Regions from separate parts of the Homo sapiens genome. Here region 2 is linked to region 1. Evidence: chromatin loops called from intact Hi-C (ENCODE). Cell type or tissue: PC-3. All regions are shown on one strand. Each heading gives the region's core, and the rest is flanking DNA. Links, peaks and the distances in the headings are about the cores only. Region 1 overlaps GMDS (GDP-mannose 4,6-dehydratase). Region 2 overlaps GMDS (GDP-mannose 4,6-dehydratase).

Evidence for each region. A loop is a pair of places that touch in the nucleus more often than their neighbours do. Peaks named below come from ENCODE experiments on the same cell type or tissue, not always from the same donor. Only the 100,000 strongest peaks of a DNase experiment are listed, where the experiment ranks them.
Region 2: a loop joins it to region 1, with 2.1 times the contacts of the local background. A loop is called at or near these places in 7 of 110 quality-filtered maps.

What each region holds. Positions count from the first base shown.
Region 1 is chr6:2,106,729-2,116,435 of GRCh38, forward strand. GMDS (GDP-mannose 4,6-dehydratase) reads right to left here. Exons shown (of 11, transcript NM_001500.4): 4 at 9,043-9,152. Among named protein-coding and RNA genes, the nearest start is that of GMDS, 130 kb to the right of the region's middle. In PC-3, for the core only: no CTCF peak of the experiment used is centred there; a DNase peak (open chromatin) is centred at 4,683; H3K27ac peaks cover 1,049 bases.
Region 2 is chr6:2,157,368-2,167,074 of GRCh38, forward strand. The region is part of intron 1 of GMDS (GDP-mannose 4,6-dehydratase); the gene reads right to left. Among named protein-coding and RNA genes, the nearest start is that of GMDS, 83 kb to the right of the region's middle. In PC-3, for the core only: a CTCF peak has its summit at 1,440; DNase peaks (open chromatin) are centred at 4,504 and 4,924; H3K27ac peaks cover 1,626 bases.

The DNA.
Region 1 (9,707 bases), core at 1,114-9,113:
GGTGGGCACCTGTAATCACAGCTACTCGGGAGGCTGAGGCAGGAGAATTGCTTCAACTCAGGAGACAGAGATTGCAGTGAGCCAATATGGTGCCACTGCACTCCAGCCTGGGCGACAGAGCGAGACTCTGTCTCAAAAAAAGAAAAAAAAAAGGAAAAGTTTTACTCACAGTGTATTTACTAACTTACTCTTTACCCACCATTTTTATAAATAGCATCTAGAAATTAATATTGTGGTAAATATGTTCATTTAGCTATTTGTATTAATTTTAGCTTAATATATATAAAATAATGTTGCAATACTAAAATAATGCTACTCTGGATTTTATTTAGTAAACAAGCCACTATTTATAAACACATTAAGGGTGAAAAACCCAACAAGCATAGCTTTGTGTGGTCCACTAATTAATTATGAGCAAAATTCCAAACATTATTAGCTGTTATCAAAATTACAATACCACCTAGCTCTAATAAAACAGAACAATCTGTTTGAACAGGGAGAGGAGAACTTTCATAGAGTGTTCTCTCTCATATAAATTCTTAATGGACTATAAAGGACTTTTTAAGTGGTTTTAGATTTGAATTCAATTGCTCAAATCTACAACAGGCTTCCAAGAAGAATCTGAGCCAGATGACACACAGGCACCCACCAACAGCATACACTCCTGCCTACCCTGATGAATACAAAGTCAAACATGCTCAACTTCTTCCTAAGAACCATGGGAATAAACTAGTCATATTTACAATCGTGGTGTTTATTCATTATAAACCTAAACATGAAATTATAAAATGAAAAAGGTTTCGTATTGCAATTTTGCGCTGTAACAAATAAAAGTGGTTACAAACTGTATTAAGTTATCACGGGGGCTGTGTCCACACAGGTGAAGGGACAACAGGACTGATCAGAAAGAAATGGGAGCTTGTAGAACAAAAACAAACAAAACCGTAACATTACTTGACCGTAGAGGTTTGTTCCATCCACATCACCTATTCACAGAGATTAAAAGTATCCAGTCTTTGCTCCAAGCACCTACTCACTGTACCTGTAAGAGAGCTAATTCTTCTAGACACAAAAGGCACTATAGTATGCAGGGATATTAGGTCTAAATGCAAACATACCTTATTAATCCTCAGGCTTTCAAAGTACTCACTGCTCTTTAACAAGTAAAGCATTCTGCTCATAAGGAATCTTTATTATTTGAACATTCATAATTTGCTAACAAACTAGAGTGATTTATGTTGCTCTGAGCACATCTAAAAATTACATAAGACAAGAAAACAATGAGTTTTAAAACTCATATAACATCATAATAAACTATATCGATTCATAAATATACTAAGCAAAATAAGTTATCTTCAGAGACCCAATATGAAGTTACAGTTTGTGTATACTAATATATGGACAAAAATGTATTTTCAGTGCTAAAGCAGAAATATTTATTTTTAGATCTTAGAAAATAGGTTAATTCACATTATACTTATATAACTGACTTGACAATTTCATTTAAAAATAATTGTATGAATAGGAACAAGCTGCTCATTCTAACAACGTCTTCATTAAGAAATTGTAGCAAATATTATTTGCCTCCCATAGCTTTTAGGGAAGCTAACTTACAAACCACCATGGTGTAGATATTCAAAATTTTAAATTTTATATTGAATTAAATTGTACTACCCTAACCAAAAAGATGATTATCATTCCTGATGAGTTAGTACCGTGGATTTCTGTTGTCTGTATATATTATATATATTAATTTTATGTTAGTATCACTGATGTGCTAACATTGCACCTGGCATTGTTGAATTTGGGGATCTTCTAGCTATTCAAATACTCTTTCATATGGTATTAATTAAAACCAGTTCCCTCCAGCAAGGAAAGAACAATGTTTTAAACTCAAACTCAAATGCACCAAAACTTCATTTCACCGTAGTAAACAGTGGGAATGACAAGAGGTCCGATATAAAGTATCAGAGTCCTGCGGTATCTTCCCCTCACAGTTCAACGATACTGCCCACCTCGGTATTCTCAGCTTAGTAGTGTGACAGGAAGACTGAGTGGCATCATATCTGGGCTGGAGACTAGGTAGCGTGTGGCTGCTTATGAACCGCACGTCCAGGTGGGCACCTGTGAAATAAGTGCTTGAGCTGGCTCTGTGCCAAAATCTTTGCCACTTTAGAATTCTAGAGCCCATTTATTAAAAAACAAAGGATCCAAAACATCACTTTTTCCTTTAGAATACATCATAACAAGTTAACATTTTGGTGGCAGGAAATACAGTTATTTGAATGAGGAAGACATTCTTGCAATCATTTCGAACAGCAGCTAAGGCAAATGACAGGCCTCAGTCCCAGGCAGAAACAGCAAAGACGGATATGTTGACTATGTAACCTGAGCCCATCCATTTCTCTAGATAATTTGCCTCAAGTTAGACTGAACTGTGAGCAGGCAGCACACTGGGACTGAAGTGAAGGAGGACACACAGCGGCCAATGCATATTTCCTTTCCCCCATGCCCACTGCATTCACTGCTTGCCTCCTTCATCAGGACTTGGGGTGGTGAGGGTCCAATCCCAGGAGAGATATTATTGGAGACAGGATGGTCAGGGGGCCTCACGGAGAAGCTGATGCTTAAGTTCGAGTGTAGTTAAGGGAATGAGACAAGTAGATATCTAGGGAAAAAGAGTTACAGTCAAGTCCACATACATAGGCCCACAGGTAGAATCACATCTTAAGGAAACACAGCCTAAGGCAGGTGCTTGCTGCATGGATGAGAAAAACAGAAGCATAAAAAGGCTAAGTGCCCTCTTAGGGTCATGTAGTGAGCATGTGACGTGACCAGGATTTTAAGCCACAGAAAAGTCCAAGACCCAGGGTCTGGTGTGGACCTGGATATGAAGTTTTAGAGTGTGTCCCAGGAACCGTGATATGCACCCCTGATTTGATAACCTTGCCTGGACCATAGTTTCTTGTGAGAACATTCCTCTCTTCTGCCCCATGGCAGTCGTCTGTTCCAGTAGTGGACATAATGTCTCCCCGCTGCATCCTCTGGGCACAGGGCCTGTAAAGGGCCGATGGCTGTATTCACACATGTTAACTTACTGAATGCTAACATGCAATTGTATGGGCCACAGGCCAGGCCCTCATCCACATTTCAGGATGTTCTAACAGCTTCTCTTTCCTTCTAACAGCAATAGCTACGCTCCCTGCCTGCTCCTTACTTTCCTGCTCTACTCACACCTCCCTGTCAGGCTCCCCAGGGTCCAAAATAAATAAATGAATGAGCAAGAACACAGAAGAACAGTCCCTCTCTGCTGTTTGCTCTGGGTTTTTAATAGGCTACCCCCTATCCTTACTGTAATTACACGGTAAAGGGCCACGCTGTTGCAATTTTGTTTTGTTCTATAATTGGGTTAGCCAGGCACTAACCAGATGTTCAACTATAGACTCCCACCTTTCACCAACCGCCCTTCCCCCCCATAATGCAATTCTCCCAATGTATTTGTTCACCCACCCCCCTCCCTCAATTAGAACAGCCCCAAGAGGTTCAGGCTTCCTGGGGACGAATATGGGGGTCAGCTATTAAGGTACGGATTTCAACTCTCAGAACCACCAGGAAAATGTCACTGGAGATGACAGTTCTTTAGCTTAGGTAATTCAGTTTCTTGGGCCCTTTCCCAGGGGCCACAGATTTAATTCCTATGGCTATTTTTATTCCCACCTCCATTCCTTTAACTAGCTTTTCTGTCTCATCCCTCCTAGATTCTAACTTCGTGCCAGGTCACTAACGCACTGGCCCCTTGACTCACAGTCAACTCTGCCTCCTGACTGGCATCCCAAGCTTGAAGTCCCACGTGGAGGAGTGTTCAGACTCAACCCCCTGGGGCTTCCACAGTCAGAATCTGCTAACTTGTCCCGCACAACTCTGTGAGGAAATCTCAGCTCCTGCCACATGGTCATGACCCAGTGTACCTCCCAGGCACTCATGCCTCCTAGCAGTCCTGAAACAAAATTAAACAAATAACTTACACAGAGACTTGAAAAGGAAAGTAATACAGATATTTAAAGGGTTAGAAAAGGAGTAGAAAGTATGGGTTATTCAATCTGAGTAAGAGAAAGTGAAAGAAAGACACACTCATGGTTTGTAACGCTGAGAAAGAATTTGAAAATCCTTTTCAAAACTAAAAAAAAGACTAAGTGACTTTCTGTCTCCACTAAAGACACATTCCACAATGGAATAACTGTTGTTTCTTTGAGAAAAATCAAGGCAATTCCAACATGGCATTGTGAGGCAAAGGAAAGAAATACTGCACTAGGTTCACTGTAGAAAGATCTCACCAACACCACTACTTTGAAAATGACATTAAGATTATTAAAGAAGCTCCAAGACATGGGGGACGAATCGAAAATCCGGACAGCAATTAAAGTTAAACAATTAAGCAACACTATTACTTACACAGCAAAAAATACACAAACCAACCAACCGCACAACCACAACAAAAAAAGCAGTTTCCTAAAACATTTTCTCCATCAAATGGGCAGGACTACGCATTGGATAATTTGTTCCTACTTGGATGATGTCATCATGCTAGGTTTAACTTCTTTTAATAACTAGTACATTTCAGTCATCTCTCACTTTCTCCCACATAAGATCAAACCAGCCTTTCAATGACCTACTTCATGAGTCATAATTTTTCTGTTTATGATTCAGAAAAATGTCTTCAGTCAGTATTTCCCAGACTTCTGTGGGTTTATTCCAAGAACCAATTTCATCTTCGCTGGTTTCCTACAGGAAACCAGAGCAACTTCCTATTATTTTATTTTCCTTACTTTTAGCATACCCTAGCCCACATCAAGTTAACTGGAAGTGAGAGCGGTAGGAGACTTTATTCCATACAAACAGAAGCCAACACAAACAACACCCAGTCTAGAAGTCACGGGTGCAAAATTAAATGCAAATGTGTGCTAATATTAGGACCTTTTTTCAAAAGGACACCAAACCAAATAACAAGAAATTTAATTAATCTTATGGCAAACATTACACTGTCAGAAGTAACTTTTTTTGTCTAAATATATCTATGAATACAATAAATTCTACAAAGCTGATTAATATAGAGAAATTAACTATAAGAAACAAAATATGTATTTTTTCATCCTAATTCCTTCCCTAACAAGCTACTAGAAAACAAACAAACAATTGCAACCCACCATGGAGAGCCCTGGAGAGGTGAGGGAACACAGCAGCATGCTGCCAGCAACCTGACAGATGAGCAGTCTGTGATCACATGGCGCCATCATCCCAGGCCCCTTCCCCACGCCCGCTCTGGCCATGACGAAGCCTGTCCACAGATCACAGCATAAACAGTGGTATGGAACAGGGATTTCGAAGGACATTCTAAGAGGAGCTGTTCATACTAAGTACTTGAGAAGTATTTATTATCTCAGACTATGTACAATTCAGAAAAAGAGGTTTCTGAATATCAAGAACTTTGATACAAACATATATCATATTCGCTTTCCATTCTTATAACTCCTGACTGCAGACGTAGTTTTGGGCTTTAAAAGCTCATTAAGTCATTAACTAGTAAGTAATAGGATTATTTTACATCAAACTCAAAAACCTATATATTAAAGGCAAAGGTCTAAGAAGAAAGCATTTAAGGAACATATTCTATTTGGATAAACCAAGAAACCTGAAACACTAGAACAAGGGTTCTCAAAGTGCGGTTCCCAGACCAGGGACAGCATCATCTGGACACACCCTAAAAATGCAAGTTCGAAGACCCCACCCTAGACCTAAAGAATCAAGGATTCTGAAGAGAGGCCTGGCAACCCACAAATGATGCTACAAGCTTTACCCATCATATTCTCTCTTGTCCCTCTACATAAAAATTTCTGGAAAAAAATGCATTCAATTTGCATTTCCCTTATAACCTCTCAACTTCTAAACCCCTTGCACGCTGGCCAAGTTCTTCTGTCACATCACTAAAATGTTTCTTTAAAACGTCACAAATCCTCGCTGGCCTAACTGGCAAGGCCGGTGACTTTTCCTGGTCCTCATTCTCCTAGCCTCATCCCCTCTTGCTTGCAATGACCCAATTTCTTGACTGCCATGGCACAATCCCACCCTCTGCCTCCTCCACTTCAGTCATCAGCCCTACTTGTCCTCATCCCACCCTCTCACTATCAACCTGTTTCCAAGATTCAATCTTCAGTCCTCTACCCGTCTTTCTCCAGTTACTACTTGGCATCTTTAAGACCTCAAGAGCTGAATATACAGCTCTGTACCCTAGATCTCTCTCAAAACTCACAGCATATTTGAAGCTACCTTATAGCCTGCTTCCCTTGAATGTCCTTCAAGTAACGCCAGTAAAATGTTTCCAAAAGGGAACTTATTTCTCCAACCCCACTCCAAAAGTTCCTCCTTGAATGTCGGTTTCTAGTACTGGTTCTATTGACCTTCTGGTCCCCTGGGCACTGGAGCCCTGGGTTTCCCTCTTCTCTAGTGACCACATCAGTGCATAGAGAAATCAGCCCCACCTGGCATCCTGTTTCATTCCTCACTCCCACCCCCATTTCTAGTGACACCATCCTCATCCAGCAACTTCCTAGCTCTTCTTAAGCCCTACCTCTAGACTCTTACCTCTAGAAGTCATCACTGAATATATCTTCCCCCGTTCAAAACATGGGTAGCTGCCCAGGCACAGCCCAGCTTCCTACCTGACCTTACCTCACACTTCTCCTCATACTGGTTCTGCTCAGCTCATCTCGAATGCTCATGATGCTGCAAACATGTACCAAGTTTTCCCACTTCTCTTTGCCTCATATTATTACCCCCGTTTCAACTATTAGTTTCCCGCTACGTCTGTAACTCTGTAACTGTCCTCTCTATACCTCAACACCAGAGCCAGTGTCGGTTCCGCCTCGCACTATCCATCTACCCCCAGACGGAAGTTCTCTCTTACCCTCCTCTAAAGAGTCAGACACTTGTGCCAATCACCCCTCCTAGAGTTGAAACCCCCACAGCAGAGGTGTATCTGACACAGCTTTTCGTACTGTACCATGCATGACACCTTGCATGAGGTATGCACTCAACAAATATTTGTTGGAAGATTAAATGACCTTACAAACCAAAATTCTCACTGAAGAGTGCCATTTCCGCCCATTAACTAACCATTAAGAAAAGCAGCCAAAATACCATAAAAAAAGATAAACTTCACATGTGTAGCAATGTAGAGGGAACCAACTCAATAGCCTATGATTTCTATTACTTACAGTACAACCACACCAGAACGATAACAAAACACTATCATGATCACTACAACTAAGAAAACCAACTATAACATATTTCTGAACTATAAATATGTTTTGGGGAAAGGAAAGAATCAGCCCATTTAATACTAAATGACAAGGGGAAGGTCTTCTATAAATAAACCTTTATAAAAATTTTCTGCATCTTTCATTACAATTTTCAGCTCCTAGAGGTGATAAACTATCTATGATTACAAAGGAAACTTCTTAATCTAAAGGAAACTGAATAACAGAATGTTCATTCCAAAACATTCTGTTTTGTCTGGAAGATACTCTCATGGCTGGTCAGGAAGGTCAAGAAGCAGCCAGATGACTTATAATGTGGAAGATAGACTGACTACCTCAATTAGGGAAAAATAAAGTCTTCATTCCTGGAATGATAAAAAGTCACCGCTTCTCTATAGGAAAGAAGGGATGTAATTTCTCAAGCACACAGTATGCATAAGAGACTTTCCAAAATGAAAAAACACATGGAGAATCATTTAGAAAAATAGCTAAGCTGTAACCTAAAGACCCTGATACCTTTCACAGACTTTGGTGAAAGTCTGGATATAGAACAGAATCATCACAGATTAAGAAAAGAAAAATGTTTCTTCATAGACAGCACAGGCAGATATGAGGTATCATCATTCATCGATATGTAGCCATCCTTCAAGGTTAACATTTGAAAGAAATACATATAATGAAGACTGGCAATCAGTTATAAGATTGAGTTTATTGCTATGTTTCTCTCACCATGTTCTCCACTTGGTTTCATTTTATCTAGTTCATGATTTCTTCCTTAAACAAGCAGAGGTATATAGAATAGGCATTTAGCTTCCATTCTATGCAAACATGGGGATACAGAAAAATAGCCAATCACCTAAGAAAAACTTTCTGAAATAAGACTCCTGTACTTGTTCATTAAATAGCAAAACAAACAAACAAACAAACAAACAAAAAAAAACCTCATACATTTTCTGGACTTTTGAGGGGCTTTTATAACTTAAGAGTTACTTGCTTTTATTTCTCAGGTCCACTAACCATCCTGTCTGAACAAGTATCTAAATAGAACTCCTATCATTCATGGCTTCAGATTTCACTTATTCATGTGAGCAGGAGGACACGGCAACAAAAACTTGAATTAAGCAGACCACTAGAACCCTAAGGATGGGCCTGTGATGTTTACCGTGATTCCTTCCAGAATGCGAATAGAGGGGAAAATCCACACTGGCTATATCACACTGAGGAGGAGGGAGACTAAAAAGCTTTCTTCCAATGATTTTTACCATTCACAATTAAAAAGTTAATTCAGCTAATTTTAACATATTATTGGGACTCAAAAATATTCTCTCAGCCAGTAATTTAGCCGCTACCAAAAATTGATATTAACATAAAGGTTTTACTTAGTTACATCTTCCAACATTTTAACAAAACATTTAATTCACAATCTGTTATTTGAAATGGCAGAAAACACATCCATGGGCCTCATGGCTACAGGGAACAACCCAAAATAAACAAATACTGCTATTCCAATATTAGTGGTAAGGTTTTATTATATTGTTTAATAACAGACAAGAGACTTTTAAAAAATCTATGAGTACTTCAATTAGGATTAATACTTAAACTAACACTGACAATTCAACTTGAAGACTAAGACCAGTGATTATATTACTACACTGAGAAGCAGCAGACACAAGTAAAATACAGAACGCCACAGAAACACGGCCAGAGAAATCCCAATGAAAATGCTTACTTTGACGTGGCTCTGGGCTCCAAGGTTGTAGATCTCTGTGGGCTTTACTTCATTAATGATCTTCACAAGGCAGGTACTGTCAGTGAGATCGCCATAGTGCAACTTCATGTCTTCAGGATACAAAAACATCCCATTAGATAGAGAAAAGCAACATAAGCTCAATTTTTAAAAACATCAAAATTGAAATGCATATTTGGAAAGTCTGAAAACCAGGGTCAAAATGGAAATGCTGTACTGATGGTTCTGGAGTAGCAGAATATAACTGTCACCTTTACCTAAATAATAGAAAGATAGCTACATAATGCCTATGTCTGTAAAAGATTTTGGTGGTAAACTCAGAAAAATGTTTTTTAAAGCACAGTATCACGAACATGTTATACAATAACATATCTTAGGGCTCCAGGTGGTTGTAAGATGTGTTCTGCAAGAATGAGATTCAGAAAAAGAAAACCTTGTAATAACATGTATACCATCTAAAGCAATCCATAACACTGATGATGATGAAGACAGCTCTCTTTTCTTTAGATACTTTTATCTAGTAATTTTCAAGTACTTTATAAACATCAACCTTAGGCCCTGACTGAATGCCCGATGTGGTGACATAATTGATTGAAGGACAACTCCTAAATCTAAACAGATCCTTACACTGACTTCATTAGCATAAG
Region 2 (9,707 bases), core at 513-8,512, 50 kb after region 1:
GGCAATATGATTGCTAATTTCTGCGGTAGAATGCAAGCTATTGTCTTTGATTCATTTTAAGTGAGCCAGGAAACAAGTAAGTGGTAAGAAATCTATGTCTCAGCCCACTGACCAAGGACAACTAATCTGCTGACCTGAGTAGAAAAGATGACCCATCCCTATGGCTAATCTCAGCATCCAGATGTTGCCTTAACCAGACCAGAGATGCCAGTGCTCATCTTGTCTTGTGAGTAATTTTCACTACCAAAACGAAATCTATAGGGGAGAGATTTGCCAAAGAAATTAGGGCTTCAGTAATTAGGAAACCACAAGGCACTAGGCATCTTGCATCAGCCAGAGATGAATGGGAACACTTGCAAAAGTATTTCACCATTAGCCTGTTTTGTGAAAGAGAGCCACAGGAAAAAACAGGAATTTTAAAATTCCTTTATTACTCAATACAATTATATGTTTCAGCCTAAACTAATGCTGGCACTGTTCAACAGAATTCCTTCATTCCTCAAGGGTAAAATGAGAAGCAGAACAAATACAGATGGTCTATGTGACTCTTTCCCTGAGTATCTAAGAGAGACATCTCTGTTTGGAAATGGGCATTAAAATCTGCCTGCCTGATACAGTTCTGATTCACTATTGTCTCTAAGATGGTAGCTGAAACAAAAACAAACCTCAGCCCCCAAAACCACATCAATACCTCCTTCCTCATGAAAGCACCATTCTTTCATGTTCAACTCCCACAGTGGCCTTTTCATCACCTTGCTGGTTCCAGCTTTTATTTTCCCTTCATAGTTTCTAGTAATGCTATATATATAATAGTTTAAAAACAATAGCAAAATAGTTTCTAGTAATGCTATATACATATATACATACATATATAATAGTTTAAAAACAATAGCAAAATAAAACATATGTACGCATAAGGGAAACAGAATTCAAAGGCTATCTCAATTTGACATTCATGTAACTGCTCTGGGAGGGATTCCTTAATTTATAATTGAAAAAAGTACTTCCTACAGTTTGGTAAAAATACAACACAAAAGTAAAGCATAAATATGTGACAACTGGTTTTTCTGAAAAATGAAAAAGAATTGTAAAGCAAAATTTCCAATCAACCTCAAATAAATAATCTAGATGCTAAAATAAAATGGCATTCCCCATCAGTTAAATGGAAGTGATAATGTTTCAGAAGACATCAAAATAGGAACTTCCAACCTCAGTAAGAATCACAAATCAAAACTGCTCACTCCTTAGTAAAAACCTCTTTGGCTATCTGCTGGCCACTTTTTGTTTATCAAGATATTTGGTCTGACTTCCCTTCAGTATTGGGGCAAGAAAGTGGGGAAAGTTAGGATGGGGACTTAGCGAATCGCTTCTTACCGCCCCCTAGCGCTCACTCAAAGCAGTGGCAACATGGATGCGCTGACTATGGCCTTTCCTTTGCCAACCGGCATCAATGATGCTTCCTCCCCACAGTGTCCACGGTGGTTAATTCCTTACGCTGCCAGAGGCGGTGAGGTGAGCCAAGTTCTTAGCTGTTTTTGACAAGTATACCTACTTACATCAAAAAGCATCAAGCTTAACTCTCACAAGAAAAGAAATCACTGAACATTAGGTTGGGGTTTAGAAGGAAGATAAGTAATTATGTGCTCTGGATAAACACAGGTACTGAATATGTACTGAATTTTTCCTCAATTTTTTAGAATTGCGACACTTCATGAAAGTCAACACTTCCAGTGTTTCTATCACATGTTAAGTTAAACTAAGTCCAACTTTGGGGATACATATTAAATTTAGGCCAAAAAAGTTATTTTTAAAAATTCCTTCTACGTATAGTTGACCCTTGAACAATGTGAGGGGGAGGAGACAGAGGGGTACCGACCTCCTGTGCAGTCAGAAATCCTCAGATAACTTCTGATCCCAAAAATTTAACTGCTAATTGCCTACTCTTGGGCTCACATGATCCGCCCACCTCAGCCTCCCAAAGTGCTGGGATTATAGGCATGAGCCACCACATCCAGCCAATTTTAACGTTTTATGATAGATTTGTGTATATTTTATGAGAGTAAATGACAAAACAGACTAATATCTACATACATTTTATGCATTCATGGCATACCTTTTTCTTAATTTTTTCAATATTTCTTTTTTTCTTTTTTTTTTTTTTTTTTTTTTGAGACAGAGTCTTGCTCTGCCGGCCAGGCTGGAGTGCAGTGGCATGATCTCGGCTCACTGTAACCTCCATCTCCCAGGCTCAAGCAATGCTCCTGCCTCAGCCTCCCAAGTAACTGGGATTGCAGACGTATGCCACCACGCCCAACTAATTTTGGTATTTTTACTAGAGATGGGGTTTCACCATGTTGGCCAAGCTGGTTTCGAACCTGACCTCAGGTGATCTGCCTGCCTTGGCCTCCCAAAGTGCTGGGACTACAGGTGTGAGCCACAGCACCCGGCCAATTTTTTCAATATTTCTAGGCTACACAGTTCATCTATGTGTTTTTTCAAATTGTCACAAATCTCCAAAACATCTTCCAATATATTTATTGAAAAAAAGTTCAAACCCGTGTTAAGGGTCAACTGTAATATATAAAATATGCAATTTTATAGTCATATTATATAGCACCATGCACAGGAGCATAAATTAACAACGAAACCTACAAAAAATCTTGGGCTGAAAAAATCATTCAATCTTTTAGAGTTAATAGAAAGCAACTATGAACAATTTAAGCCTAAATATTAACATATTTCAAAGAAAAACATAAACTTCTCCCCCATTAAAGAAAAGTAGTACTATATTTTCCAACAGATTTTTACTACATGCGATAGTTTTTATCTTTCTAAATTGCAAGTTCAGCCAAAATATCATATCTGAACTCTGAGAAGAGTGAAGTTCGGATAACAATTTCTCATCAGAAGAGTGACAGTGGCTGACATTAACAGAGAGTGTCCAGGCCTTGCACTAAATATGTAACACAGCTTCTAACATTTAATCTTCACTAAGATATAATGGATAAGCACTACTATGATCCCATTTTATAGGTGGAACACTTTTCAGCTAGAAAGAACTAGGAATCAACCTAGGTCTGACACCAAACTCCAACTTTATTAACTCTTTTTTAAAATAGATTCTTTTTAAAGACAAATTTTCAAGTTGTAGAAAAATGTCATTCAATTGTCATGGTTGTTATATAAGTCTATGAAGATTTTGAGACAGGTGTTGCCCAGGCTGCAGTGTAGTGGTGCCATCATGGCTCGCTACAGCCTCAACCACCAGGTAGTTCCAGCTACCTCAGCCTCCTGGGTAGCTGGAACTAGAGGTGCACACCACCACACCTGGCTAATTTTTTGTAGAGATGGAATTTCACCATGTTGCCTAGGCTGGTCTCCAACTCCTGAGCCTAAGCTATCCACCCACCTCGGCCTCCCAAAGTGCTGGATTACAGGCATGAGCCACGACCACACCTGACCAAAGACTCTGATGTATTGTTGTTCAAACTCAATTTACTGAATGAGCACAGACTGCAAATATTCCAATAAATACCACTTCTCTAAATATATTTTCTTTATTCTTTCAAGCTGAATAATCAATGACCATACCCTGAAGCTCTTTGAAAGAATTATTTTTAATAAACTTTGTCAAAAGGATTATATGTTAACTTTTTTTTTTTGAGACGGAGTCTCTCTCTGTTGCCCTAGCTGGAGTGCAATGGTGTGATCTCGGCTCACTGCAACCTCTGCCTCCCAGGTTCAAGCAATTCTCATGCCTCAGCCTCCCAAGTAGCTGGGACTACGGGCACACCATCACGCCCAGCTAATTTTTTGTATTTTTAGTAGAGACGGGATTTCACCATGTTCACCAGGATGGTCTCGATCTCCTGACCTTGTGATCCGCCTGCCTCGGCCTCCCAAAGTGCTGGGATTACAAGCGTGAGCCACCACACCCGGCCTATATGCTAAGATAATTTTAAAGTATAAAATCTTTAGTTCTGTGTATATGTTAGTTTTGCTCACTGACTGAAACAAGCTGTTAAATAGTAACAAATGACACGACTGACCACAGGTGCTTTCAGTGCACCTACTGTATCTACCATCTGACATCTTATGAGTACTGGGACAAGATTTAGGAATTATCAGAGGATTGACAGCTTCCCTCAGGAAGCTTCACAGTGTTTCTTGGAGGTTTTCTGTTTCAATTTGGGTGTACTTGAGGATTTGAAAATTCATTTTCCACATCTTAATAAAACTGTGCTATAAAGTGCTGACCCAGAGGTGGTGGGGGAACCCCCAATTCCCCACTGTGACCTTCAAACCAATCAGTCTAGGACAGAACAAGGACCTACGTGGGGCTGGTGAAAAAGATAAGGGACCCAACAGAGAAACCAAAGGACCCCTTTAAGGGACATTTCCCAAACTGTCCCTGAAACACAAAAAAGGGCTAAGGGTTTGGTTTCAAAGGACTTCCTGGCTGTGACTCAGACTGCTAAAAAGTCAAAATAAAAGGAGAGAAAGCCAAGACCTCATTCAAGCAAGTCACTAATGACAGGAGTCACTGTCAATAAACTCAAAAGCAAGATCTTGCCACAGATAAGCTACAATACAGCTAATTCACTCAGAAAAAAACAGAGCTGGTTCTCTATGCATGTTTTATACCACAATATATTCACCAAGAAAAATAATATTCTGCCAAGGAACATCTTAATGACACAGGAAATTGTCTATGCTTGATAAGGTCACTGCATTCATAGACAAAAATCTCTTGAGACTAAACTGGCCCCAGAGCCACACCAAGATATACATTCCAATGCCTATTTTAAAAATAAAGGAAGTCCATTTTCCAAGGAGCAGAAAGAATACCTGTGGGTGCCTAGGTTCTAATCATGCTTCTGCCCCAAGCTACATGACCTGGGAATTGTGAGTAAGCCACAGCGTAGGGAGGCCAGTTTTTGCAATGGTGACAAGGAACTGACTAGACAAGTTTGGTGGTTCTCAAAATCTCCTCCCATGGAACACCAGGGTTCCACTAATTAAGACTGTGGCTTTCTGTGGCTCAAATCAAATAATAGACATCTGTTTCCAAAGTTCTTTCCCATAATTTTTTCCTTATACCTCTGGGGCTTGAAAGTACTTGTCTGCTAAAAGGAAGCAGAAAAAAGGAGTAGACCTTATTGTTTTTTCTAGTCTCATGTATTCAGGGTTAGAATTTTAAACTTCATACTTAAAACAGTCTTACTTATTGCTAGCAAAATTATTCCTGGTTCAAATAATAGAATAAAAATATCAGGTTTTCATAACATTCCAACACACACACACACACACACACACACACACACACACACACACACACACACAAAACTTTCCTGGTGCTTCCCTACATTACCAGATTTGAGTGAGACCCATGAGATAAGTAACGTCTAAGAAGTGGCCCTGGGTTGAGAGGAGACAGCAGCAGTGATGCATACTTCCCACCCACACTGCTTCCACAGGAAACCGAGTTCCCTCCTGCTCTCCAAGCTCTGGGGCCACTGCAATTTCAGTTCATTCCTGCCATCCTTTGTTCCTTGTGGCCATCCCTCTCACTCACTCTATCGGCTCTGGGACTACATCAAAAAATAAAAAATTAGAGGAGCAACAGCCCACTGATCTAGACAGCTCTCTCATTTTCTCATTGATCCTTGCACACTGTAGTGTAGCTGATGTAAACTGTCGTAAGGAAAGTCTGGACAAGTTCTTGATATATTCAATCACGACCGATGACATGTGCCTAGGAGGCTACTTTTATAATGCTGAATAATAGGCCCAGGTGACAATAATAAACTGTCCTAACAGTGAACAGGGACTATAAAAATTGCCTACAAGCAAGGGAAGTGTCAGAAATCCTGTCATCTGCCTTGATTCTCAGGTGGAAAGAGAATCACCAAGGAAAAGTCAGATTTCCAAGCCCACTCACATCATGTGGGATTCTTGAGCAGGTCCACAGGGTCCAGGAGAGGCAAACACTAAATAGCTGTGTTAGTCAGGGTTCTCCAGGAAAACTGGACCAACAACATGTGTGTGTCTATGTGTGTGTGTGTGTGTGAGAGAGAGAGAGAGATTTACTACAACAAACTGGCTCGTGTGATTATAGAGGCTGAGAAGTCCCAAGATCTGCAGTCAATAAGCTGTAGACCCAGGAGAGCCAATGGTGTAAGTTCCAGCATGAAAGCTGACAGGTTCAAGAACCAAAAGGAGATAACATTTTAATTTGAGTCCAAAGGGAGGAAAAGACCATGTCCCAGCTCAAGACAGTCAGGCAGGAAGAGTTCTTACTTGTTAAGAGGGTCAACCTTTGTTCTATTCAGGACTTCAAATACCTGGTGATACCTACCCACATTAGACACACAGGATGAACTAGCCAACACCACAGGCTGAGCGCTGCCACTTGGCCCCTGGGATCCAATTGCTCCTGCTGCATTAGGTTTCCCAATTCAGTGACTACAGCTCCCACTGTAAGGCCTAACAGACGAAAGCAACCACAGAGCTCTTCCAGGATGCTGGGGCTCCCGTCACAAATGCATTTCTCACCATTGTGAAAGCCATGTCTTCTGGACCCTCCCGTGGTGGGCAAGTAGGTCTTTAACGACAAATCTACTCTAACATTTCATTCTTCCTAATAAGCCTTTGAATCCTTTTCTCTACATTAAAATGAGCCAAGTCTAGCATTTCTAATTCAATCACCGTAGGCCACCTTTTGGTCCATGGTTCAGCCAACCCAACGTACTATTAGAGCACTTTCTGACTCACTAAACTGCAACATTAAATGCAGAATCTTTGCTTAGTGAGTATATGTCAACAAATTCAGCCCGATACAACTTCACGTTTCTTCCACCATTATTCCACAGTCTTAATATACATGCCCACATTTGTTCCCCAGGTTTCTGTCTGTATAGGTTAGAAAACTCAAGTAGTTATTTTGGAGTGTAGTGTACCTTCTCAGGGGTCATGTCTTGAACCTTCACCTTTAGGAGCCTGCTGGAGTTACTGGTCTAAAAACAGAGCCGTGGTAAAGGTGGGTCCTGAGTAGACTCAGCATTATCTTACAAAGCAACTGCCTCAAGGAAGCCACTACAGTTTCCTTAGACAATGCAGGGTTAATGCCCTCAAACAGGGGTGGAGAGGCTACTCCCATTGGGGGTGGAGAGGCCACATCCACTGGCAAAGAGGACTCATCAGAATTTAGGGTTCGATATCCCCAGCTTCATCAGGATCTTCCCACACATCCCCATCCCAACTTTCGGCACCCCCTTCCTTCCCAATCAATGCCTTTAACAGTATTCACCCTATGAGACTGGGAGTTCAATTTGCATCATAATACAGCCAGTCACAGGATAAGATTCTGGGTTTTTTAGCCATTTCAGCCCTGCAACTAATACAACTTAAGGTTCTCCTTCAGGGCACACATACAAGCCTTCAGGGCATTTATGTGGTGTTTGAGCTGGAAAATAAAATGCTTGAGCTCATCCTTTTCTTTCCCCACTTTGTCCAGTGACAACCAGCCAATCTCACCGTATTTGTTAGTTTACCAAAAATGTTCAAAAATATCATATACACAGTACCCAGATCCTTGATTGCTTTAAGTGGTTGGTTAGGAGTATCCAATGGTGATATCTTGTATATCTCTATTGCCAGATCATGCCATGGCCTATCAGTGCTCTCCTTACTACTGGAAAGAGTTATCAGCATATTTTAGTCTTATCAGATTAGAGAGCCACTTCTAGAAACCCCAGAATCACATTCAGAAAACCCATCCTGGAAACTCTGCTCCTCTAGAACCACTCCCAGTACCAAAATCTGTACTAGTCAGGATTCTCCAGAAATAGGACCAATAAAGTGTGTGGAGAGACATAGAAACAGTATGAGAGAGAAACTGGCAATCCCAAGATCTGCAGTCCACACGCTGAAGAGCCAGGAGAGCCTTGGTATAGTTCCTGTCTGAAAGCCAGCAGCTTTGAGACCTGAGAACAGCTGGTATTTCACTTTGAGTCCAAAGGGAGGAGAAGACCCATGTCCCAGCTCATGGATATCAGGCAGGAGAAATTCCCTCTTACTCATGGGAGAGTCAGCCTTTTTGTTCCATTCAGCCTTTCAACTCATTGGATGGGGCCCACCCACATTAGGGAGGGCCATCTGTTATACTCAAGTTTACCAACACAAATGTTAGCCTCATCCAAAAACACCCTCACAGATACACCCAGAATGTCTGACCAAATGTCAGTTGGCACACAAAATAACCATCACATAGCATAGTATGTTTATCTCATAATCTGCATCCTGTGGAAGACAACTCATGTTAAAAGCTAAATAAAATAATGTCAGCTCATATAGCATATATTAGACAACAGAATATTCTCCACAGGACTTTAAAATATATAGAGTTGAGACATAAAGGAAGGAATCAAATTCATAATGCAACAAGAGAACACTTTGAAATAAAAATGGGCAGTTCTGAAAAAGAAACACAGACATTCCACGTAGGAAAATACATAGTTATTAAAATGAACTCAAGGATGGGTTGAACAGTAGACTTGACAAAGGTAAAAAAATAAAGATAAAAAAAAGAATCAAGGCAAATATTAGAAGAAATCATCTGAAGTTACTCAGAGATAAAAAGCCAGTAAATATGAAAGACAAGTATGGAAACAGACTAAATGGATGACAGACTGGGCGACCCAACAAGCAAAGCATTCAACAGGAAAAACAAAAAAGAAGCAAGAAAACAGAGAACGTGAGCATTCACGTTAACACTCGCAGAACACTAGCCAGAACTGAAGACGGTCCCCATGCAGAAAAAACATATGGAGTATCAGGCAGAACAAATTTGGGAAAATTCACTCCTATACTGAATATCTTCAGTTTATCTTACTGAAACTCCATAAAGTAACTGACACAAATTCTGAGGGAAAGAAAAGCCCAACTGTTCCCAAAGATTCCCAGTAAAAATAACAACATAATAAATGGCTGTCAGTTTCTGTGCTGTTACTCTTTGCCAGTCCCTATACTAAGAAAATATTACAATTATCTCTTGTAGTTTTAGGCTTCAAAACAGCATGTAAGAATATTTTCATTGTACAGATGAAGAAACAAGCTCAGAGTTCAAGTAAATTACACAAGGACATCTGAAATTCAAATTCGGATCTGACTCTGAACCCTAGAACCTTATTCATACTACTCCTCACAATCACCCACAAATAGCTGCTCTTAGATTCTTCATCTGGAATGGCAGAGTAAGAAGATTTATGTGAAGAAAGATTTTAAAATAATGTTCCCAGGTCACAGAGTTAATAAGTATCAAGTCAGGCGCTATCTTACTCCAAAAGCATGCTCCTTCTGCTGTGATAAATCACTCATCAGCAGGCCTCAGTTTCTTCACCTGCAAAAAATGTGGCCAATGCTAATTGTTCTCCCAGTTCCTCCAAGAGTCTGACACCTTGCCAGCCTGTCACACCTAGTGAGCAAAACCCCAACTCTGCCATCCCACTCCTTCCTCATCAGCCAAGATCTTGTTTACATTCTCTGTTCCTAATCCCAGGCAGCTGAAATAGGCCAAGGAAAATCCCAGGGAAGACCGTTGCCTCTACAAATAGATGATTCAATTGCAATTGCATAGTCAGAACTGCCCAGCAAACCTATGACACCTTCAAGGCCACTGTTTCTCCCAAGCAATTTTAAACTGTGAC